2 separate regions of the Homo sapiens genome follow, and region 2 is linked to region 1. A link is a loop called in an ENCODE intact Hi-C map of the cell type or tissue named here. Cell type or tissue: B cell. All regions are shown on one strand. Each heading gives the region's core, and the rest is flanking DNA. Links, peaks and the distances in the headings are about the cores only. Region 1 has its middle 7.2 kb from the start of MIR4752. Region 2 overlaps LAIR1 (leukocyte associated immunoglobulin like receptor 1).

Region 1 (12,730 bases), core at 2,900-10,899:
GCAGTGTGCTTTGTATTCAACCAGGAAATGTCAGTGTTTCCTGAGTTCTGTGAGCTGCTACAGCAAATTAATCAAACCCAAAGAGTGGGGCATGGGATCCCCAACTTGAAGCCAGTCAGTCAGAAGTTCTGGAGGTCTGGACTTGGGAATGGTGTTGGGGGCAGTTTTGGGGAATGGGCCTTCAATCTGTGGGATCCGGGACTGTCTCTGGGTAGACAGCACCAGAGCTGACTTAGAGGACACCCAGCTGCTGTTCGCTACTGCGTCTGGGGAAAAAAACCCCATACATCTGGTCCTAGAAGTCTTTTTCTGTGTTGATGATTCCTGTGACGTGAGAGTAGAGGAAAAGCACCGTAGAGAGAGCTCTCTGTACATAGAGAGGTAAAGGAAGTTCTTATCAGCAACAAGGGAGAGCCTGACAGAGCTGCCTGGAAACAGAGTTCCCTGGTTCCACAGGTTCAAAGCCAGAGTTGCTGTCAGTCCATTGGAGGAGATGCTGTTGCTGGTCAATGGTTCTCTTGAGAGCATCTTATCTGAATTCCTGACGTCCTAAAGAACATCTAGTGATAAACCTTGTCAAAGCAGAAGGGGCTGAAGGACATGGAAGAGTTTCTTATGGGTTTTTTAAAAGTCCTTAGAAACAGTTCTTATCTGAGACGTGGAAGCATGGGCCTCCTCTCCTTCAGGCCTTCCTGGCCCTGTGGGGTCTGAGTTTGACCAAAGTCATCTCATCCTTGCACCTGTAACTTTTCTATTGGGAGTCTGCAGTGAAGGGATGGGGTTACGAAGTTTAACCTGAGAGTTTCAGGAATTTGGTTCAGGGGAGGGCTTGTTTCTACACTTTTAGCAAAAGGGTTAATTTTTCAGTGTTTTCTAGAAACAACCTAAAGTGCTTTATCAGTACTTGGGGATGCTCAAGACCTCAGCTTGGGTTCCAGCCTGCAGGTGGAAACATGCATCTGTCCAACCCACAGAACAGTCATGGCCCTTTGTCTCACTCTCAGAACAAGGAAAAAAGTGGAGGAAACTGTGGGACCTTAGAGACTGTGACTCCCCCTCTTCTGTGTTTGTGGACAGACCCTGGGATGACTCAGTGACCCGGGCTACACTCAGCACTGAGCCACCTTCCCGGGTGTGCATGACACAGATGCGCTTTATCATTGTTGGACCGGGCATCTCTGACCCTGGAGTGTGAGGCTCACATGGACCCCGCCATGCCGGGCATAACACAGAGGTGATTCTAAGCTTGGGAGCATGGACACCGCAGGGCAGGAGCGGCTACAGCAATGCCCTCATCAGCTTTCCTTCCTGAGTCAGCCTGGGGAGAAACCCTATATGGAAGATCAGGTGTGTGGGAGAAAAACCCACCCCAGAGGAATAAAAATCAAAGAGTCCGTTAGAGAAAAAACAGGCAATTGTAGAAATGAATTAGGAAGCTATTGTGATGTGAAAATAGTAAATTATATTAACACATTTAGAAATAATTTCATCCAGAACAAGACACAGCTGAAATGATAAACATTGTATTGGTGTAGAATATTTACTAAAATTTTTCATTAGTCATCAGAGAAAAACTAGAAATGAAAAAAATAGAAAAGATAATTAATGCACACAAGAAATGGAATGAAAAGAGGAAACAGATATCTCTCTTTGGATCACACTTTCAGAATGAAGGAAATAAGGAGTATGTTATTCAGTAAATACTTGCAAAGAAAATGGTTGACATTTTTATAGAAATGAAGAAAGAACATGAGTTTAACGTGAACAAATTCATAAATAACATCAATGTCTTAACTATGATAGAGTAAAAGATACCTAGAATAGATACAAAGTAATTTTAAAACTACTGGAGAAAATGAAAATTATTGTCCAATGAAAGACAAGCACATTGGGACTGGATTTCCCAAGAGTAAAAAGTGCAAGAAAATGACTGGGGGCTGAGGTTCAAGTTGGCTGAATGGAAAGGGCTGGAGTCTGCCTACTCACTAAGAGGACCCAAAATAGCGAGTAAATACCAACAGGTCAAGTGGATCTTCCAAGAGGATGCTGGGGTTCACCTGAGAAACATGAGGACATGGAGAGAAGAGAAGAGAAAAGGTGGGAGCCAGGAGAGGCTCCTAACACGGGGAAGGGGTGAGTGAGTGAGAGATTCACCAACACGGGGAAGGGGTGAGTGAGTGAGAGATTCCCCAACACGGGGAAGGGGTGAGTGAGTGAGAGGATCCCTAACACGGGGAAGGTGTGAGTGAGTGAGAGGATCCCTAACACGGGGAAGGGGTGAATGAGTGAGAGCCTCCCTAACACAGGGAAGGGGTGAGTGAGTGAGGGGTCCCTGGCATCTACACCTCTGCTGTGGGCCCTTAGGATCCTGCCCACAGGAGAGCGCCTGTCCCCTCTGGGCCTCCAGAGGCCCACAGTTTGCTCCTGGAGACTGTACCAAGGCCCCACTGGAGCCCACGTGGAATCCCACAGGCTTCTGATCCCTGAGCAGCCTGGGTCCAGCTGCCACTGCCTTAGCAGGGAGGGAGGAGGCCAGGCACCTCTGTGGGCCCCAGAATAAGTATGACAGCTGGGGCACAGGAGCAGCCAAGCTGAGCACCACACAGCTGCCCACCTCTGTTGCTTCCTGCGAAATGGGGCTTCCTTCCTGCTAATGGGGCTTGCCAGCTGCAGGGCCCCAGTCACCCGTCCTGCCCCCACCCGAACACCGTGGCCCTGGCTCGGTGCCCTCTGAAAGCCCAATGCTCAGAGGCCCCTGACAAGCCCTTTGCAGTCACTGCCACCTCTGCCTCTGCCCCTGCTGCCCCAGGCCCAGGGAGGGTGTGGGGAGGCCTGGCACTTTCACGTGTCCCCAGAGCAAAACCGAGTGACACTTCTTCAGGAGGGAAGTGTGAGCGGGCCCTGTGCCTCACAGCTGCCAGTCTCCAGTGCCCCAGCCGAGGGGCGCTGCCCTCCCTAGTGACAGGCCCACAGCACAGCCACCCTGCCCCCACCTGGACATTTCAGCTGCAGCCCCCAGCCCTTCTGAGAGCCCAGTCCCCACAGGCCTGTGATCTGCCGCAGGCTCTACCACCTGAGCCTTCTGCCTGCCCCGCCTGAAGGTTCTGCCGGTGACCTGGGGACCAGCCCATCCCTCCCCATCACAGCCAGCATCTGAACCCCGGAGCAGCCGAAACCCAGTCCAGCCCCTTCAGGACTCACACACGCTGTCCAGCCGGCCACCTAGGGGCCTGTGATCCGGGAACTACCTGCCCTTTCCTACCTGCTGGCACCTGACCACTCACCCCAGGGCCTGAGGTCGGGCCCACCCAGCCAGCAACACCACCACAACTGACGTCCACTCTCCCATCCAGAGAGGCAGAAGCCCCACATCCCACCTACATGAAGCAGCTACCGCGTCAGACAACAGACAGCCGCTCAGGGTCTGCACTGGGCTGAGGGAGGAGGCTCTGCCTTGGAACCACGCCTGCAGAGAGTGGCAAGGCAGGTGTTTCCCACTGCCCTCAGCCACACTGTGGCCTGGGGAGAGACAAGAGTGTGTGTCTGAACTGAGACTCATGAGCCCTGGAGCACGGGTGTGATAGGGAGACAGACAACGTTCCTCCCTATGGGACTGGAAACGGTGTAGCTCCTTCACTCCCCGCAGAGACCTCAGGGCATTTCACTAGGAGCTGCTCCAGCCATGTCCATCAGGACTAGTGCCTGCACTCATCACTGGGATATCTGTGGGCAAGCCGGGGGTTCCAGCTCTGCCCAGGGGTGTTCCCTCGCCCCTGTGGAACAGGAAGCTCAGGGCACCTGACACTCCACGGTCCAGCCCTTCCCCTGAAACAAGAGTCAGCACCTCACAGGAAACACACCAGGTCCACATCCACCTGCTTGTGCCGAGCGTGGCTCTTACCCTTAAGCACCAGCTCCTGGCCTGCAATCTGAGCTGCACAGCCCAATGCAAACCCTGCTGCAGAAGCTCCCAAAGCCATGGGAAAAGCCAAAAGACCCTTCCCAACATGCTCTACAGTCACCCTCCCTGCGGGGCTGGGGGAAAATGTGCAAAAGAAATCCCATCCAAACGAAAATAAATTCGAAGAGAGTAAGTGGAGGCCTCTCCAGATGAGAAGGAATCAGTGTAAGGATTCTGACGCCGTGAAAAATCTGAATATTGTGGCACCACCAAAGGATCGCACTGGCTCGCTAGTGATGGATGCTGAAAACAATGGAAACTCTGAAAGGACAGATAAAGAATGAGACTGACACAAAAACATTACAAAGAATCAATGAAAGAAAACGTTGGTTTTTTGAAAGTATAAATAAAATTGAGAGATGGCTGACTACACTAACCAAAAAAAGGAGATTTAAATAAGCACAATCAGAAATGATAAAGTTGACATTACAACCAACACCACAGAGATACAAAAGATCATCAGAGACTACTATGAACACCTTTATGCACATAAACTAGAAAACCTGGAGAAAATAGATGAATTCCTAGACACACACAACTTCCCAAGATTGCACAGGCAAAAAATAGAAACTCTAAACAGACCGATAACAACCAATGAAAAAGGATCAGTACTAAAAATCTTCCAGCAAAAAAGTCCAGGAACAGATGGATTCGCAGTTGAACTTAGCTGTATGTACGAAGGAGGGCTGGTACCAATCATACTGAAAGTATTCCAAAAATCAAGGAAGTGGGATTCTTTGCCAGCTCATTTTACAAAATCAGTATCATCCTGATAGCAAAATCAGACAAGGATCCAACAGAAAAATAAAACTACAGGCCAAGAAATCTGAGGAACACAGATGCAAAAATCCTCAAGAAAATACTAGCAAACGGAATCTAACAGTGTATCAAAAACATAATTCATCATGATCAAGTTGGCTTGATTCCAGGGAAGAAAGGATGGTTCAATATATGCAAGTCAATAAAAGTGACTCATGACATGAACTAAGAACAAAAAGCATATGATCATCTCTATAGATGCAGATAAAGCTTTCAAGAAAGTCCAACATCGCTTCGTGATAAAATCCCTCAACAGGCTAGGCATGAAAGAAACATACCGCAAAATACCAACACCCCCTGCGTGACAAACCCACAGCCAACATCAAATTGAATGGGGAGAAGTGAAAACATTTTCCCAGGAAAATGAGAATGGGATCCTCCCTAGCCCCTGGGGTCTCCTACTGGACCAGGGCCTATCTGTGGGGCAGGGTCCCTCTCATGCTAGAATCTCCCTTTCCCCTCGTCAAATCTCAGTGAAGTGGACCATGGCCATGGGAGTGACAGTCATGGCACAGAGAGGCAGGGCTCTCCTGTAGCAGGACGAGCCGCAGACAAAACTCCTCAGACACCGGATTAAAGAAGGAAGAGGTTTTTATTCAGCTGGGAGCGTGGGCAGACTCGCGTCTTAAGAGCCGAACTCCCCGAAAAAGAAATTCTTGGCCTTTTTAAAGGCTTATAACTTTAAGGGGTCCACGTGAAAGGGTCGTGATACATCAAGCAAGCGTGGGAAACATGACTGTGGGGGGCTATATGCATCAGCTAACAGAACAAAAAGTTTTACAGTGCTTTTTTCATGCAGTGTCTGGAATTTACAGATAACACCAGTAGTTTAGGTCAGGGGTTGATGTTATTATTATTACTTTTTTTAACTCCTACGGCCGGGTGGTGGTGCCAAGGTTGTCTGGCTATTTATCTTACTTTTGTATTTTTCCAACTTTTGGCTTTTTCTCTCTTCCTGTTTTGTGAACTAGGCAAGGTGGGGGGAGGAGGGCAGCAGGAGTAGTAGTGGTCTCCTTCCTTACTCCCACTTACAGGATTTTCCCACCAGCATCTCCATGGGTGGTGAGCTGTCCCGGACCCCGCTGGCTCATGTTTTCCCAGGACTTGGCCTTTCTCGAATGCTTTATCTGCATCGCTTGAGATTATCACATGCTTTTTGTTCTTAGTTTATGTCGTGAGTCACCTTTATTGACTTGCATATATTGAACCATCCTTTGAGACAGGCACCAGGCTTTCTGCTGATATTTCAGACACGCATGGCATCTCTCCTGATCTCCTTTCACTGTCTGCCTGACATGTCCTCGTCTCATTGAGGGCCGGGACGTAGCTGCAAATGGACGTGGTGCCTTCCTGAGTTGGTCCCTTCCAGGTGAAGGCAACGGAGGGTTCTTCCTTCCTCTCAGAGACTCCTCGTGGGGTTTCCCTCTCTCCTTCAGCTCACCCATAAACACACCCTTGTGGGGAACCTACCATGGCCAGTCTTCTCACCAGTCCTGGGGAAGCTTCAGGGAAGATGCAAATTCAGGCTGCGGGGCAGACTCACATCAGCAGAGACTCATCTCGCATCTTGCTGTGCAGTTCCAGTTGAGCTTTATTGTGGCGATGAACAGAAAAGGGAAATACATGGAGACAAGGGAAGGAATCATGACTCTTTCCCCAGAACTGGAGTGTGGGTTTTCTTTATGCAAAAACGTTCCCTTCACGAACTTCTCATTCACTCATCGCAACAGCATCTGCCCCCGTCTCCCTGGAAACAACATTGACCTGACTCTGCCTTCTTGGTGCCCCTGTCTTCTTTCAAACACTCCTGTTCCCATCCTGTGCTCCTGAGTTCAAGGTTCTGGGACAATACGTGGGGTTAGCACTCTGCTTTGAGGGGAAATCTTGTCTTTATTTAAATATTCATGTGTCACCCCCTGCCTGTGTGACCTTGGGCAGTAACCTCCCATTTCTGAGCCTCGGTTTCCTCATTTGGAGCCTGTGATGAACCCCATTTATCACAGGGGAGCTGGGTCATTGGAGCCTGGGGACTGCAGGGGGCTCAGCCATGGGTAATTTCCAGAGCAGGTGAAGACAGGAGGGGTGGGGGCATGAAGGGATGCTGGCGCCCACCATCAAGGCCTGAGATTGATGTTTCCACTAAGGAGAGCCCCTTTGTTCCTGCCCTTGAGAGATGCTTCTCATAATATTTCATCAACACCCCCGTTATCACAGTCATGTCCAGAAAATGAGAAATGAAAGCTTGTCAGAAGGAGAAGCGCCTGCATTAAAGAGAAAATTAAAACTGACAGAGCATTTGTGTCTGGTGCCATTGGGGTCTTCAGGGAGGAAGTAATTAAGTCACTAGTGTGCATACATTTAAGCATGAAATGCAAATCTTTTTTTTTTTTTTTTCGAGACAGAGTCTCACTCTGTCGCCCAGGCTGGAGTGCAGTGGCACAATCTCAGCTCACCGCAACCTCCACCTCCCGCGTTCAAACGATTCTCCTGTCTCAGCCTCCCGAGTAGCTGGCACTACAAGCACGCACCACCACACCCGGCTAATTTTTGTATTTTTAGTAAAGATGGGGCTTCACCACGTTGGCCAGGCTGGTCTCAAACTCCTGCCCTCACCTGATCCGCCTGCCTCCGCCTCCCAAAGTGCTGGGATTACAGGGGTGGGCCACCGCGCCTGGCCAAAATGCAAATCTTGACCTCTCATGATAAACTGAAAAATAGGAGTAAATTAAAAAATACATATGCTAGACTGAATTATGTAATTTAAAATGCATTTTTGTGTTTTGTGATTTTCAACTCAACATGTCAATAGCATTGCTTCTCAGTGGGACTGGACTTCCCGATAGTAAAAAGATAAGGGAAGGAGATGCTAAGAGAGTACTCTCAGGGGACTAACTGCAAGTGAGGAATTCTATACTTACTCAGGTTAATACCTGAAAGGTAAAGGGGTCAGCAGGGGACCAATTCCTAAACAGAAGAAGGCTCAGGGCAAGACGGACCTGTGAAGCTGTCTGGTTGGGCTTCCCCTTCGTGAGGGCTGAGGAGGGATTGGAGGGTGGATCTCTCAAATCATCAGATGTGCTTTCTCTTCCAGGTGTTATACTTACCCTTTAACTAATACAGAAATGTTTTCATCTATTTTGATAGAGAGAGTGGGAGGAAAAAGAAGGCATTTTCTGAGCTGCAAGTTACTAGATATTACTGTTTTCATGCTCAGTGAAGGCAATTTTAAATGATATCATCCAGTTGGAAGATCAATGAATCCGGCCGGGCGCGGTGGCTCACGCCTGTAATCCCAGCACTTTGGGAGGCCGAGGAGGGCGGATCACGAGGTCAGGAGATCGAGACCATCCTGGCTAACACGGTGAAACCCCCGTCTCTACTAAAAATACAAAAAAATTAGCTGGGCGTGGTGGTGGGCGCCTATAGTCCCAGCTACTCGGGAGGCTGAGGCAGGAGAATGGTGTGAACCTGGGAGGCGGAGCTTGCAGTGAGCGCAGATTGTGCCACTGCACTCCAGCCTGGGCGACAGAGCAAGACTCCGTCTCAAAAAAAAAAAAAAAAAAGAATCAATGAATCCAAAATGTAGAATATGAGATGCCACAGTGATGTAAGTGAGAAACAGGCAAGTATTTGAAAATCACACACAGACATGCCCACATGAATGCAACCACACACGGGCACACATGTATGAGTCAGTGTGCATGTACACATGTGAGTACTCAGAGTTCAGCTACAGTGGAATTAGAACGTGTCTTCTCTAAAGGCAAGGATAAATGAATCCTCATTCGAAAATATATAATTGAGTGAATACTTAACTAAATAGGTGAAGTTATTCCAAATTTTTCTTTTTTTTTAATCCTGTATGTAAAAGAGTAATTCATCCACTGAAGGATAAGTTAAATAGCCCAGTACCCCAATCACACCTAGGCATGAAACACAATAGTACCATCTAAAATGAAATGATAATTTACAATCAGTAAGTGAAGAAAGGTATACTAGTAAAATATCTATTGGAAATATTAATATTCAACAAAATGTAACATAATCCAAAAAGTTTTAGAAATAAAAACTAAAATTTTGTGTTTTAATGAAGTTGTAAGGGCTGGGCATGAAGGGATTTGCAGGCTGAGCGGGGAGGATCACTTGAGCCCAGGAGTTCAAGACCAGCCAGGGCAAATAGTGAGACTCATCTTTATTTATTTTTTTAAAAAAAGAAGGTATTAAAGATGACTGGGAAAAATCACTGTATGAAAAACCGAGGAAGAAGGAATTAGGGCTCCCGAATGGGGTGAAGACCCACATGCAGAATGTCTCTGAGCCCTGAGAGTGGAGCAGTGTGTTCAGGATCCTGAGCCTGTGGAACCAACATTCTCTGAGATGTGAGTCTATGGAATGTGTGTTATAAGACCTGCCTTTTGTTAGTATAATCCAGCAAAAGCCCATGGGCGAGGACCCAGTTTTATTTTAGGGAATGTGGGGACAGTATATTTTCTATTTGTGTTTATGCAAATTTCATATTGCTGATCAGTCATGCAGAAGGCGGAGGTCAGTGTGTTCACAGGATTCGTACCCGAGAGTCTGGAGACACATGTGGGGGTCCATGGGAAAGGCTGGTGGCCGGGTATGGTGGGAAGGTAATCAGCGACAGATGCCAGAGTCTCCTGCTTGATCTTGCCGAAATCTGGCTCAAATGTTTGGCCTGGCACAACCAAACTAGAACTTGGAAGACGCTGTATAGGTAAAACATAATATTGTAATCATTCATATTCTGTTAAGGCTTTGAAAATGTCCTTAATAAGATTTCTTTATCCTGGAAGGTAGATGGCAAATGATAACATTTCTTTATTCTAGAGGGTAGATGGCAAACGATAAGATTTCTTTATTCTAGAGGTTAGATGGTGAATGATATGATTTCTTTATTCTAGAGGGTAGATGGTGAATGATAACATTTCTCTATTCTAGAGGGTAGATGGTGAATGATAAGATGTCTTTATTCTAGAGGGTAACTGGCGAACGATAAGATTTCTTTACTCTAGAGGGTAGACGGCAAATGATAAGATTTGTTTACTCTAGAGGGTAGATGGTGAATGATAAGATTTCTTTATTCTAGAGAGTAGATTGTGAATATTTGGTCCTTCATGTTTTCTCAGGATCCTCCCTCCAAACATTCTATCCTATACAGCAAAGCTTTACATCCTTCAAACACAACAGTCGTCTTGGACCTAGATATGTTGAACTCTTTAATGCTAGGACTCAAGTCCTCTTGCTGTTTGGGACAATTCAGAAAAGAATCAGCCCCAGTCATTTTGCATACTTCTGTCTGACTGTCATAGGTGAGTAGAAAGAAACAGCTCAACTGCTTGACAAGATTCATCGACCTGAGGTCTTGTCTGCAGCTGGATTTCTATCCTACTTCCGTGATTTTCCTTTCGTGGATCACCAACACACTGCAAATGCCTATCATTGCTTTTGACGTGGTGTACTTTGGTTCTGCCTGGAAAGGCAGGAAGTCTCGAAGTGAGGAGCTCACAGGTCAAAGGAGATTGAAATGTTTTCAGACAGAATAGGCAAATCCGTAGAGACAGAAAGCACACTTGTGGTTAGCAGGTGCTGGAGGGAAGAGGGAATGGGGAGTGGCTGCTGAATGGGTGTAGGATGATGACAATGTGTGGAACAGGATGGCAGTGATGGTTACACAGTGATCTGAGGAGAAGATACACAGGTAGCATCTGAGAAGGAGGGAAGGGCTTGTAGGGTTTGGAGAGGGTGTCAGGGCATCAGGGTGGATTTATCTTTTCCTGGTTGAAATCTGATACTCTCCCATTGATTTAGTTACTGAAGCACGTTTGGAACTCTGAACTGAAGAGATGGAGGCTCAATAAAGCACACCAGGGAGTATGGCAATGAGGAATAAAGAAGACTGTGTTACACACCATGGACCAGAGCACACAGATGTGCAGAGGTGTGGATCCAGCCCTGCCATGTGGGATGTAGCCTCATGTCTAGGGGTGGGAAAAGAAGGGGATCCAACCAAGGGAAGTCAACATTAATAGAGAGGAAAGGTATCACATGTTAATGGTCCTCCATGGATCACCCTGCAAAATATCTCTGCAATCCAACACTGATTCCTCCTTCTAGAAATTATCAGCAGACAGTCCAGATAGCATTGGCCCTAAATTGTCTCCCGGAACCTCCTGGGATCACCATATCTATTCCCAAGGTTTCACCACTCTGAGAGATGCATTGTCCTCTCTGCTGTTCACCTCCTAGCTGCATCTTAGGGGCTTCTCTGGCTGTGCTGAGCCTCAAATAACAGAATCCTGAGGACCACCAGGATCAAGCCAGCCTTGCCCATGTGGATGAGATTCTCCACTGTGTAATCCTGGGGGTGTGAGGTTGGGGATGGTGGGCAAAGAGACCACAGAGGTCAGGGCAGATCAACATCACCCAGGACCTCTGGATGTCCACCCAGGGCACCCACCTCCCCTTCACAGGACCTGACCCTCTGTGCCAGCCCCATAACTGAAAGCATCTCCTCACGCACCAGTCTTGGGGTCTGAATTGTTTTGTGATGGGCTGAGGGTATCAGCTGCTCCTGAGAATCAAAGCAAAGGAGAAGTACCCTGAGCCAGCCTCTCCCATGGGCTCGGCATTCTTATCTTCCCCTGTCTCCTGACATGAGTTCTAAGGAGTTCCTTAGTAAACTCTTCCTCTGTAGCAGTGTTCGTTCCGTTCTTCTTAATGAATTATTTCAGCTTTCCTGCTTTCTACAAATCCAAATGTTGCTCTTGAGTCATTTGGGGGAGAGTTTTCCTTCACCCTGAGGGCTCAGGATCTGCAAGGAAAGTGGTCCCCAGTACAGAGGTCACTGAGCCCTGTGTGCTGTCTGTGCAGCCTGGGACACGGGAGCACATGAGCCAATTCCCCCGGAGATGAGAGTTTCACGGATCCACCAGCTGAGGACCCAGGCTCCCTGGATGAGGGGTTGGTCCTCAGGGGCTCCCGAATGTCAGAAGCACAAAGCGGTGAAAGTCTGGGGCTGCCTCCCCTTCACCTGGGTTTTCATTGTCCAATTAATCTAATTAACTAATTCTTCATATAATCAGGAAAACCTAGAATGATGTGATACCTTCCCCCCGGCCCCCATCCAAAAATATCTGTCTGCTAAATAGTGGTGCTATTAGAGGTTCATAAATCAGTATTTCTGCTTTTACAAAGTGTGAATCTAGGTGAATCTAGACCAGTAACAAACATGTAAACTCCTACCACATCAAATGTCTTATTTATTTATTTATTATTTTTATTATTTATTTATTTATTTATTGAGGCAGAGTCTTGCTCTGTTGCTCAGGCTGGAGTGCAGTGGTGTGATCTCGGCTCACTGCAAGCTCCGTCTCCTGGGTTCAAGCAATTCTCCTGCCCCAGCATCCCGAGTAGCTGGGATTACAGGTGCACGCCGCCACGCCCAGCTACTTTTTTTGTATCTTTAGTAGAGATGGCGGTTTCACCATGTTGGCCAGGCTGGTGTCGAACTCCTGACCTCATGATCCTCCCACCTCGGCCTCCCAAAGTGCTGAGATTGTAGGCATGAGCCACTGTGCCCGGCCTATTTTTATTTTTATTGAGATGGAGTCTCACTCTGTCGCACAGGTTGGAGTGCAGTGGCACTATCTCGGTTCATTGCAACCTCTGCCGCCCGGGTTCAAGTGATTCTTGTGCTTCAGCCTCCCTAGTATCTGGGACTACAGGGCCGCACCACCATGCCTGGCTAATTTTTTTTTGTATTTTTAGTAGAGATGGGCTTTTACCATGTTGGCCAGGCTGGTATCAAACTCCTGACCTCAGGTGATCTGCCCGCCTTGGCCTCCCAAAGTGCTGGGATTACAGGCATGAGTCACTGCGCCTGGCCATCAAATATATTAAGAATATGGATATATTTATCAAGTGAAC
Region 2 (11,105 bases), core at 1,503-9,502, 63 kb after region 1:
ATGCTGTCACCCAGGCTGGAGTGCAATGGCACGATCTCTGCTCACTGCAACCTTGACTTCTTGGGTTCAAGCGATTCTCCTGCCTCAGCCTCCTGGGTAGCTGGGATTACAGGCATGCACCACTGCCAAGCGTGTCCATGTGAAGAGACCAGCAAACAGGCTTTGTATGAGCAATAAAGCTTTTAATTCACCTGGGTGCAGGTGGACTGAGTCTGAGAAAGGAGTCAGCGAAGGGAGATGGGGAAGGGGTTGCTTTATAGGAGTTGGGTAGGTGATGGAAAATTACGGTAAAAGGTGGTCATCTATTGTTGGCAGAGGAGGAGGTCACAAGGTACCTGGTGGGGACATCGTAAGACTTATTATCCAGAAGAAGAATGTCACAAAGTTGATTGATCGGTTAAGGTGGGGCAGGGACAAGTCACAATGGTGGAATGTCGTAATGTTGGTTAATCAGTTAAGGCAGGAACTGGCTGTTTTACTTCTTTTGTGGTTTTTCGGCTGCCCCAGACTTCTTGGCTCCTTCAGGCCATCTGGGTGTATATGTGCAGGTCACAGGGGTTACAATAGCTGAGCTTCAGCTCAGAGGCCTGACAACCACCACACTGGCCAATTTTCTTTTTTTTTAAATTTTTAGTAGAGACAGGGTTTCACCATGTTGGCCAGGCTGGTCTTGGACTCCTGACTTCAGGTGATCTGCTCGCCTTGGCCTCCCAAAGTGCTGGGATTACAGGCGTGAGCCACCATGCCTGACCTAAACCTTTAAAAGTGGATACTTGTGTGAGAGAGAGAAACCATGCAGAAGAGATTAAATAAAATTAGACGGATATAATTGTGTCTTGTTTCTTGTTTTGGTTTAGAAATATAAGTGTATTTTCTTGAATAGATATGATGCAAAAATATTTTTAAATATAACTCATAAACTTAAAGATAAAACCTAAAGAAAAAGAAAATGCGGTAAAACAGGTGGGAGGGGAAGCAGGAAAGGCAGGCACACTCGTGTAACTATGATTGAAAGAAAATCTGTATACAAGTGGACCTGCACAGTTCAAACCTGTGGAGTTCAAAGCTCAACTGTATGTTACTGCAAATGATTATAAGTGCTGTTATAGAAACATTCAAAGACCAGAAAAGGACCACAATGGCTGACCACACATAGCCAGGAAGAGCTTCTCCCACCGAGAGACCAGGCCATCAAGAAGACCAGAATGCTCTGGGCAGATCTTCTGAAAGAGGGCGCTGAGGGTGGATGGAGAGAGGACACAGATCCTGAGGATGGATGGAGGGAGGACACAGATCCTGAGGATGCATGGAGGGAGGACACAGATCCTGAGGATGGATGGAGGGAGGAAACAGATCCTGAGGGTGGATGGATGGATGGAGGACACAGATCCTGAGGGTGGATGGATGGAGGGAGGACACAGATCCTGAGGGTGGATGGAGGGAGGACACAGATCCTGAGGATGGATGAAGGGAGGACACAGATCCTGAGGGTGGATGGAGGGAGGACACAGATCCTGAGGATGCGTGGAGGGAGGACACAGATCCTGAGGATGGATGGAGGGAGGACGTAGATCCTGAGGGTGGATGGAGGGAGGACGCAGATCCTGAGGGTGGATGGATGGAGGACGCAGATCCTGAGGATGGATGGAGGGAGGATGCAGATCCTGAGGGTGGACGGATGGAGGGAGGACACAGATCCTGAGGATGGATGGAGGGAGGACACAGATCCTGAGGATGGATGGAGGGAGGACGCAGATCCTGAGGATGGATGGAGGGAGGACGCAGATCCTGAGGGTGGATGGAGGGAGGACGCAGATCCTGAGGATGGATGGAGGGAGGACGCAGATCCTGAGGATGGATGGAGGGAGGACACAGATCCTGAGGATGCATGGAGGGAGGACACAGATCCTGAGGGTGGATGGAGGGAGGACACAGATCCTGAGGATGGATGGAGGGAGGACACAGATCCTGAGGATGCATGGAGGGAGCACACAGACCCTGAGGGTGGATGGATGGAGGACGCAGATCCTGAGGATGGATGGAGGGAGGACACAGATCCTGAGGATGCATGGAGGGAGGACACCACGCCCGGCTAATTTTTGTCTTTTTAATAGAGATGGGGTTTCACCATGTTGGCCAGGCTGGTCTCAAACTCCTGACCTCGTGATCCGCCCGCCTCAGTCTCCCAAAGTGCTGGGATTACAGGCGTGAGCCACCGCGCCTGGCCGGCTTTCTTAGTCATGTTTAATTTAACGAAAATTTTATAATGATCTGAAATGTAAATGGTTTTTAAAGAATTCAAATTAGGATTCATCAAAAATAGGACTGTCTTTATTGTTGAAAAACATTGTATTTCTTTAATAATGAACAACTTATTAAGTTATGATGTGATTTAACTGGTATGAAAATTTGGGAAATTAGAATCTTGGTAAAGTACAGATTAGTTAAAAGAAAAAGATGCTTTAGAAAAATCAAAGACATTTCCGAAAGAATGTACAATAATCAATAGCAGTTTGGCCCCAGTGTTATAGAGGATGGGGAGAAGGTGGAAGAATGAGAAAATAACACGCATTTCACGTAGTATATGTGCACAAATCTTTTTCTTTTGTTGCGAAGAAAATGTTTTATCACAACAAATGTAATAAATTTAGCAACTTTGTTCTGGAGATCAATCAATAAATCCAAATAGGAGAAGGAGGAGGGGTCTGTAAAAGCAGAAAGCAATTTCAGAAATGAATATATATAGTGTACTAAATAAATTGAGCTGGATGGTAAATAAAGGCAACAAGAAAATATCTGTGAATCCTAGACCAGCTGTGATGATGGCTCTGTATGCCCTTAAATAACGGCAATAATTCATGAAAAAATAAAGACCTTGTCCTTTCTTTATCAAAGTGATTTATTATTTATTTATTTATTTATTTATTTATTTATTTATTTTTTAGAGACAGAGTCTCGCTCTGTCACACCCAGGCTGGAGTGCAGTGGCTCGATCTCAGCTCACTGCAAGCTCCACTTCCTGGGTTCACGCCATTCTCCTGCCTCAGCCTCCCGAGTAGCTGGGACTACAGGCACCTGCCACCACGCCCGGCTAATTTTTTTGTATTCTTAGTATAGACGGGGTTTCACCGTGTTAGCCAGGATGGTCTCGATCTCCTGACCTCGTGATCCGCCCGCCTCAGCCTGCCAAAGTGCTGGGATTACAGGCGTGAGCCACTGCGCCCGGCCCAAAGTGATTTTTATGGAGGTACAATTTAGGACTAAATGAGGCACATTTTACTTCTTGGAACGGCAACAGGAAAATTCCCATCCCGCAGCTCTCACAACTCAGATCTTAGCAATTGGAACAGAACAGGTTGTCACTGCTGAAGGACCAAGCAGAACAACGGTTTCAGGAAGCTTTAGCTCTAAATCCCAGTAGATGTAGAGCAGGTGCAGAGCTCTGGGGACTCTCAAAGCACTTTTAACTCTGGTTAAGTGTCAGAATTGCATTTAGACATCAACACATTTATATTCCTTGATTCTTTCTTCTCCCTAAGCCTTAAACATATAGTCACCTTTTATCAAAAAGATATTTTATTTGTCTAAATGGAAGATATAGTTTACTTTCTTCACACAGATGCCAGAAATTTTCTATGAACGTAAAATCTTTGGTGCAATCAAGTGCATACTGCTTCCCAGATCCTACAAGAAAGGAGATTAAGGTGTAGAATTTTACACTCATCACAGAAAGTTTTCAGAGACTAACTGGCATCACCAACCAAAACACAACATGCTATCACCACAACTATTTTTAAATGTCTTAAGTAGTAGTTTCCATTGGACAGCAGGTGTGTAAGCAGGAGCCAAGAGTGAAACACGCTCTTGCTCCTCTTCCTAGCAAGAGAGCAAAGACTGTGAGGTTTGGTGTATTCATCCAGAGAGAGTGTTTTAAATGGGGCTATGACAGAGAAGGTAGACGAGGTGTTGGGCAGCCCTGGACACCCTCAGAAAATATCCCTTCTTCATGAATTTATTTTCTATGTTCAGTTTTACACTAAAAGGTAAAAAAAAGTTAAAAAAAAGAAAAAAAAAGTCCACCCTATAGTTTGTATAACAAACATTCTCACTTGTTCATGCTGTATTCAACGTCGAGCCCATTTTCTTTCCCCTACTACAAAATCCCACCGCTGGGGTCCTGGTACCTACAGTGATGGTTCTGAATAAAGCCCTCCTTACTCTGCTTTGATAAAGGTCACCGGGTAATCTTTCTCTCAACGCCTTGCCCAGCTGGCCCAGGGCTCCAAGAAAGGGAAGGCCAGACCCCTGGCCTCTGCCCTGGTTACTCACAGGGACATCTGTGAATATCTGCTGCTGCCCCATCTGGCCCCGGTGAGGCTGCTCCTCCCTTTCACGTTGGGCCCCACTGCAGCCTCCTGGTGTTCACCGCCAGGGCACACCCCAGGGGAACTGGGGTGGGATCATAAGCACAGGGTAGGCCCTCCCTCTCTGCCTGGCCACACTGCACTGCCAGGTGAATTAAACATGGCTCTTCCCCCAGGTGGTGCTTGGGGGCCCGTGCAGCAGGAGGGACATCTTCTCCGCACAGCAATGTTCCCAGATCTCACCACCCTGAGTTCTGGCCCCTGCGTTGGGCGGGTTGGCAAGTCAAGAGAAAAAACAAGCCCCTGCATCTAATTTTCTGTCTTCTCTCTGGGCCCTTCCTCTTTCCACTAATATGTCAAGAAATAACAGTGTGGTATTTTTGCTTAATTTCCCCTAAACTCTATCTGTCCTGCTTTCCACTGTGACCTCACCACCTGAACTTCCTGGACTTCCTTACACTGGAGCAGACACTGGCATCTGCTCAGCTCTCCTGTGCTCTGCAAGGGGTAGAAAAATTCACCCATCCTCTGCTATGTGCAGACTGTCCACCTTCTGCTATAGAGTTCATGTACCCACCTGTCAACCTCATAGTCAAACAAACAAGACGTTATGGGAGAAAACACCCAGCTGATGGTTGAAAAACAACCAGAGAAGAAAGACAGAGATGTAGAAAAAGAGACAAAGACGGCTGGACGCAGTGGCTCATGCCTGTAATCCCAGGACTTTGGGAGGCTGAGGTGGGCAGATCACCTGAGGTCGGGAGTTCAAGACCAGCCTGAGCAACATGGAGAGCCCCCCGTCTCTAACAAAAATACAAAAAATTAGCCGTGTGTGGTGGTGCATGCCTGTAATCCCAGCTGCTCAGGAGGCTGAGGCAGGAGAATCGCTTGAACCCGGGAGGCAGAGGTTGCAGTGAGCCAAGATTGTGCCATTGCACTCCAGCCTGGGCAACAAGAGCGAAACTCCATCTCAAAAAAAAAAAAAAAGAGAGAGAGAGACAGAGAGACACACAGTGAGAGAGAAAGACAGAAAGAGAGACAGGGACAGAGACAGACAGAGCAGGGAGAATGTGTCCCACGTGAAGAACAGGGAAAATCGGTCACAATGTTCACACAAGAAAGCAAAGATACAGAGTACAGCACTGGGAAGCAGATCCCAGGAGGAAATTAAACCTGAGCACAAATAGAAAATTAAAGCTCAGTACAAATTAAAATTGGGTAGGCCAGTCAGGTACCACCCTCTTTGAACCAGCACAGAAACCTCCCAGCAGACCGAGCTGCAGCCCATCCCGGGGTTCATAATGTGGAGTCAGGAGCCTCAGGTGGGTCTGAAGCCCCTGTCTCTGAGACTTGGCCGACCTTGGACAGGTTACTTCATGTCTCGGTCCATAGTTTCTGTTTTTATAAATGAGGAAAATAATAGAGCACGCTGTGGAGGGTTTGTAGGAGAATTTAATGTGTCCACGTTTGCCTAGAACTAAATTAGCAACTGCCCCATAGAAAGAGCTGGCTGAGTTTTTGCTGAATTCTTAAAAATCTTTCTTTTCTTTTCTTTTCTTTTTTGACGGAGTCTCGCTCTGTCGCCCAGGCTGGAGTGCAGTGGCACCACCTCGGCTCACTGCAAACTCCGCCTCCCGGGTTCACGCCATTCTCCTCCCTCAGCCTCCCGAGTAGCTGGGACTACAGGCACCCACCACCACACCCGGCTAATTTTTTTGTATTTTTAGTAGAGATGGGGTTTCACCGTGTTAGCCAGGATGGTCTCGATCTCCTGACCTCGTGATCCGCCCACCTCAGCCTCCCAAAGTGCTGGGATTACAGGCGTGAGCCTCCATGCCCGGCCTGTTTTTGTTTTTTAAAGACAAACACAGATTAACCCAAATGAGATTCTGCCGCCTCCTAGTGGTACATAGGGTAATTTTCTGTGTCAATCAGTACATCTGACCCTACAGGTAGGGTGGATACTCAGAAATGCCTCAACCAACAGCAGGCTCAGTGATTCCTTGGATTTCCTGGGGCGTGTGAGTGTATGTGCATGTCTGTGTGTGTGCGTGTGTGTATGCATGTGTGTGAGAGCATGCATTCCTGTGCATGTATGTGCAGATGTGGACCTGTAGGGTCGGCTCTCTGCCTTCACCCAGCCACACCTCCCTCATTCATTCCTGATACACGTGATTTGTCAGAAAACACTGACACCAATGTGAAGTCCTAAGATGAGCAAGTTCAGAATATCTAATGTATCGTATCTGTGGCGATGGGTGCGCTGAGGAATTGATTGTGACTGTCATTGCACAATGTACGTGTACGACAAATTATCACATTTTACACCTTGAATACGTACAATCCTGATCAATTAAATTTTAAAAAGAAAACGCTGACACGTTTTCGTAAGTCCTGTTTCCCTCACTCAGCTTTGAACAACTGTGAAGGCAGAGAGTGGGTCCGAGAGACCTATGCACCCAGGACCAGGCCTGGGGCTGCCAGATGTGAGGCCTTCAAAATTATTTATTGATGCGTGGAGTAAAGCACAACCCAGAGAACTGGGCTTGGCTCTCAGCTGTGTGTGTATAGCACAGTCTCAAGGCTAGCTCTTGACTTCTAGGAAGGTCTTTAGGGTCAGCAGGGCAGATAATTACAGCAAAGTCTCTGGGGTCACTGGAGGTTCACAGCAGACACCTAGGACAAGCTTGGAGGTGGCATCACTGCTCAGGAAATCGGCTGATTGGCTGTAGCTGGGCCTTTAGAACAGGCAGGTGACTTTAGCTGGGTCTCTGGAAACAGTCAGGTGAATAAAGCTGGGTCTCTAGAAACAGCCAGGGAACTGTAGCTGGGTCTCTGGAAATAACTGAGAAACAGTCTGTCCAAGGAGCTGCTCGATTGTAGAAGGGACCACCTGGCTAACGAACCTTCTGGATGCTGGTTAGAAACCTCCAGTCTCCAGCTCTTGTCTCCAGGACAGCTGCCTGGCTGGCTTTCTAGATGAAGAGGAATCCAACAGGAAGCCTTCCAAATGGCTGCTTCAGGCTTTTCCTAGAGTGACTTTCTACCCTCAGGTGCAGAGGCCAGGTGGGTATGGGGTCAGTGTCTGGCAACGGCTGCATACGTGATGGACTCGGCCATGGGCTTTGTGGACTGTGGGGACACAGCCCGGGCTGTCCTCTGTGTGAGGGCCCAGTGGTCCAGCTGAGCATACGTCACCTCCTGGGAACTCCCTGCAGCCAGGGCCTAAGAGGGAGAGACCCAGGGTGAGGGAGTGCCTGGTGGAGGGTGAGACGAGGGGCTGTGGGGAGGGAGGGCTGTGGCGGCCATCTCCATGGGCCCTGAGGACCCTCTCCTAAATTGCATCCGTGTGAAGAGCCCTCCCACAGGGTATTGGGGTTGGTTTACGTGACAATGAACAAGGCAGAAGGGAAGACTCCTGACTTCCAAGCTGAGCCAAAAGACATGGTGCTTCTGTCCCCTCCCTGCCACCCATCCTTGGATCCCTCCCTCTGGGGGAAGCCGGCTGTGTGGAGAGGCCCCTGTGAGAGGAACAGAGGTTTCCTGCCCACAGCCGGGGAAGTGAGCGTCTTGGACGTGGATCCTCCAGCCCACGGGAGCCTTCGGATGCACACAGCCCTGGGCGACCTCTCGACAGCAACCTCAGGACAGGCCGTGAGCCGGAACCGCCCAGCTGAGCCACTCCTGAATTCCTAACCCAAGGAACTGAGATTTTTTTAAGCTGCTAAATTTGGGGTACTTTAATAACTAGTAGGAAGGCTCACCGAGGTGTCCGTCTCTCTGTCCTTCTCAGGAAGTCCATTGACTGTGGCCTTGTCTTGGGGAGAAAATACATGGTCAGTTTTCTGGGGAGGATGTCGCAAGGCAAATCTGCCTGAGACCCCCACCCCCAGCTTCCGATGACATCCTGCACCCAATGTATAATACGACCTTCTAGAATGTTCCCAAAGATTCTTCCCCCCACCCCCCACATTGCATCTGGATTGGCACCAAGTCCCCACTTCCCCATCCCAGGCCTGTCCCTCCTCCTCCCCCTTTACCTGCTGTCCTCTCTAGAACATCAACAGCCAGGTCAGGCCTAAGAGGAAAAATAAAAGTGAACCTCAGGGGCAGCCTGGCGGCCGAGGACTGGGTGGAGGTCCAGGAGTCATTCCCAGGGGCCTCACCTCTGCTGTGGCTTCTGCTCCTCGTCCTTGCTTCTGGGGGGCCCTAAGGACAGTCGGGGTGTGAATTAAGGAGACCTTCTTCCTAGCCTCTCCTGACAGCTTCCCAGGTCACCCCACCCTGCCCCTGAGACCTACCCTGCTTTATCTGATTCTGGCGATGGAGGCAGAAGAGGACCAGGAGGAGGAGACAGAAGAGGAAGACCACTGAGACCCCGATGAGAATATACAGATGCTCAGCTTTCAGGCCTTGGGAAGCAGGTGCATCTAAGAAAGACAGAAACAGGATTTCAGCAGTGTGCATTTATTGAGCACCTACTGTATACCACACACACGTCACGTGCGTTTCATAGACTTACTAATATATAAAATATCTTAGGTAAATAATAGTCCTGCAGTACAGGGATCGTTATCCCCTTCTTCCACCACCGGGGTCCTGAGTGCTGGAGTCCTCTGCACAGGGACACAGACTGCCATTGGCAGAGCAGGAATCTGATCAACCCCAAAGCCTGACCTCTTTCTCCTTCCCCAAGAGGCACACACCAGCTTCATGCTCCACGGCCCCCATCACTCACGCTCATTGTGACTGTTGTCCGACGGCCTCTGCGTGGGTCCTGGGAGGGAGGAATCAGAAGGAGGAGGAGTTAGAGTCCTGAGCTGGACAGAGAAGGCTCTGAGTCCTCCCACATCCACTGTGGGGATCTCCCTTCACTCCCCAGGACCCTGACTGCTCCCTCTAGACCAGCACCGACCAGCAGAGTCTTCTGTGATGATGGAAACTTTCTACATCTACTGTCCAGCATGAGAGTCACACATAGCTATTGATATTTAAATTTATCCAAAGTTGAATGGCATGAGAAGCTGGCTGCACCGTCTGCACCTCCAGGACTCAGTGACCCCACGGGCCTGATGCCATCCCTACTGGACGGTGCAGATACAGCGCGTTTCCTGGGCGTGAAGCTGTAGTAGACATCGCTAATTTCTGCCCTCTGCGGATCTAGGCAGAGACCAACCACCCGCAACAAGAGGAAGGGAGACCTTCCCTCCCTGACCTCCTTCTGGGTTCCCACCAGAGGGCAAGAATCCTCATGTCTGATTTTATCTGCCCTCCCGGCAACCCTCTGACGGGGATGTAACCCGCCCTCCTGTGGGAAGAATCCAAGTCCCGATGTGCTCCTCTTTCCTGAAGCCCTGCAGCTAGCGGGCGAGTGTGTGGGGCACCGCCCAGGCTCCCTACGCAGCGCATTGCAGGCCCGCCCGTCATCTCCTCCAACCTTCACCCTCCTCTGCACAGTGCACGCCACTACCCAATTCCCAGGTGGCTAAATGGGGTCCTGAGGGGCTCCCCCAAACCCAGGGTCCGAGCCAAGCGTCCCTCTTCCAGGAACAGCGGTCCCTCCCCTCCCCCGGGGCTGAGGCAGCATCTTCAATATCCTTCAAGAAAGGCAGACATTCTCTCTTGGAATGTCCTTCCCTCCTGCCTCGTCCACGGTCTAAGGTCCAGGACACCACCCGTTATTCTACACCATGACTTCCTGGGCTTGGTCTTCATAACATTTGCCACCATTTAAAATTACATATGTATTATATATGTGCAATATTACAGTTTTTATATTATTTATAGTTATATGTATCATGTATTATGCAAATGTATAATATATAACAAATATATTTTTAATTATGTAATCTTGACATATACATATAATTTAATGTATATAATGTTAATTGTATATGATTTATAACTTATAATATATGTTACATATATTCACTATAATATATAATGTATAATTTATATTTGATATAAACCTATGATTAAATATAAAATATTTTTTCTATTATAGTTATACATAATGTATACATAATAGATAATATATTTACATTAATACCTATATTTATTTATTAACTATAACACTTGAAATTTATTATACTATATATTGTAAATATATCTTTCATATAATATATAATATACACTATAGTCATATGTAGTGATACACTAACATGTTTTATTATATAATTATCTTCCTTATATATATAATATATATATAATATATATATATATTATGATGTAAACATATATAATATAATTTAAATTATAGGTCTGAAATTCTACATTGCAAATCATATATTTTTATCTGTATATGCATGTATGGGAATCAGTGCATTTCTATTGCTCATTCTAACTATTTCTCCCCATTGAAGTTCACAAGACGGGAGGCCATTTCTCCTCATTCTTGGTGCATCAAATCCGGAGGCTTCAGTGCCTGGCACAGTCCCTGTGAGGACAAAATACTTCCTCAGTATTAATAGGAGCATCCCTCCTTTGGGGTTTTCTAATCAGCACTGATGTCAGCGCCGTGTGTACCTGAACTCAAGTCTGCCCTAAACGATTCTACCAGGACAGCTCTTCTATTGCCTCTGTTTCACATGAGGAATTTGGGACACAGGAGGTTTGGGTGAGTCACCGTCAGGCATAGAGCCAGGAGGTGGCAGAACCACCGGGATTTGAACCATGAACCCAGCAATCTGGCTGCAGGAGGGTCTGTCCTCGTGACCTTTATATGTCACTGCATGAAGGTGA

The links. A loop is a pair of places that touch in the nucleus more often than their neighbours do. Peaks named below come from ENCODE experiments on the same cell type or tissue, not always from the same donor. Only the 100,000 strongest peaks of a DNase experiment are listed, where the experiment ranks them.
Region 2: a loop joins it to region 1, with 12 times the contacts of the local background. A loop is called at or near these places in 1 of 110 quality-filtered maps.

Annotation. Positions count from the first base shown.
Region 1 is chr19:54,282,992-54,295,721 of GRCh38, forward strand. No RefSeq gene overlaps it. Among named protein-coding and RNA genes, the nearest start is that of MIR4752, 7.2 kb to the left of the region's middle. RefSeq lists an enhancer at 2,464-2,965. In B cell, for the core only: no CTCF peak of the experiment used is centred there; DNase peaks (open chromatin) are centred at 3,530, 6,040, 6,764, 7,080 and 1 weaker place; H3K27ac peaks cover 865 bases; H3K27me3 peaks cover 1,735 bases.
Region 2 is chr19:54,347,826-54,358,930 of GRCh38, forward strand. It overlaps LAIR1 (leukocyte associated immunoglobulin like receptor 1), which reads right to left. Exons shown (of 10, transcript NM_002287.6): 5 at 9,103-9,141; 6 at 8,666-8,794; 7 at 8,531-8,573; 8 at 8,405-8,442; 9 at 8,129-8,181; 10 at 3,559-7,589. The coding sequence ends at 7,443. Among named protein-coding and RNA genes, the nearest start is that of LAIR1, 12 kb to the right of the region's middle. RefSeq lists an enhancer at 9,213-9,732. In B cell, for the core only: CTCF peaks have their summits at 4,428 (motif pointing left), 4,644 and 6,280 (motif pointing left); DNase peaks (open chromatin) are centred at 4,556 and 6,286; H3K4me3 peaks cover 1,097 bases; H3K27ac peaks cover 3,423 bases.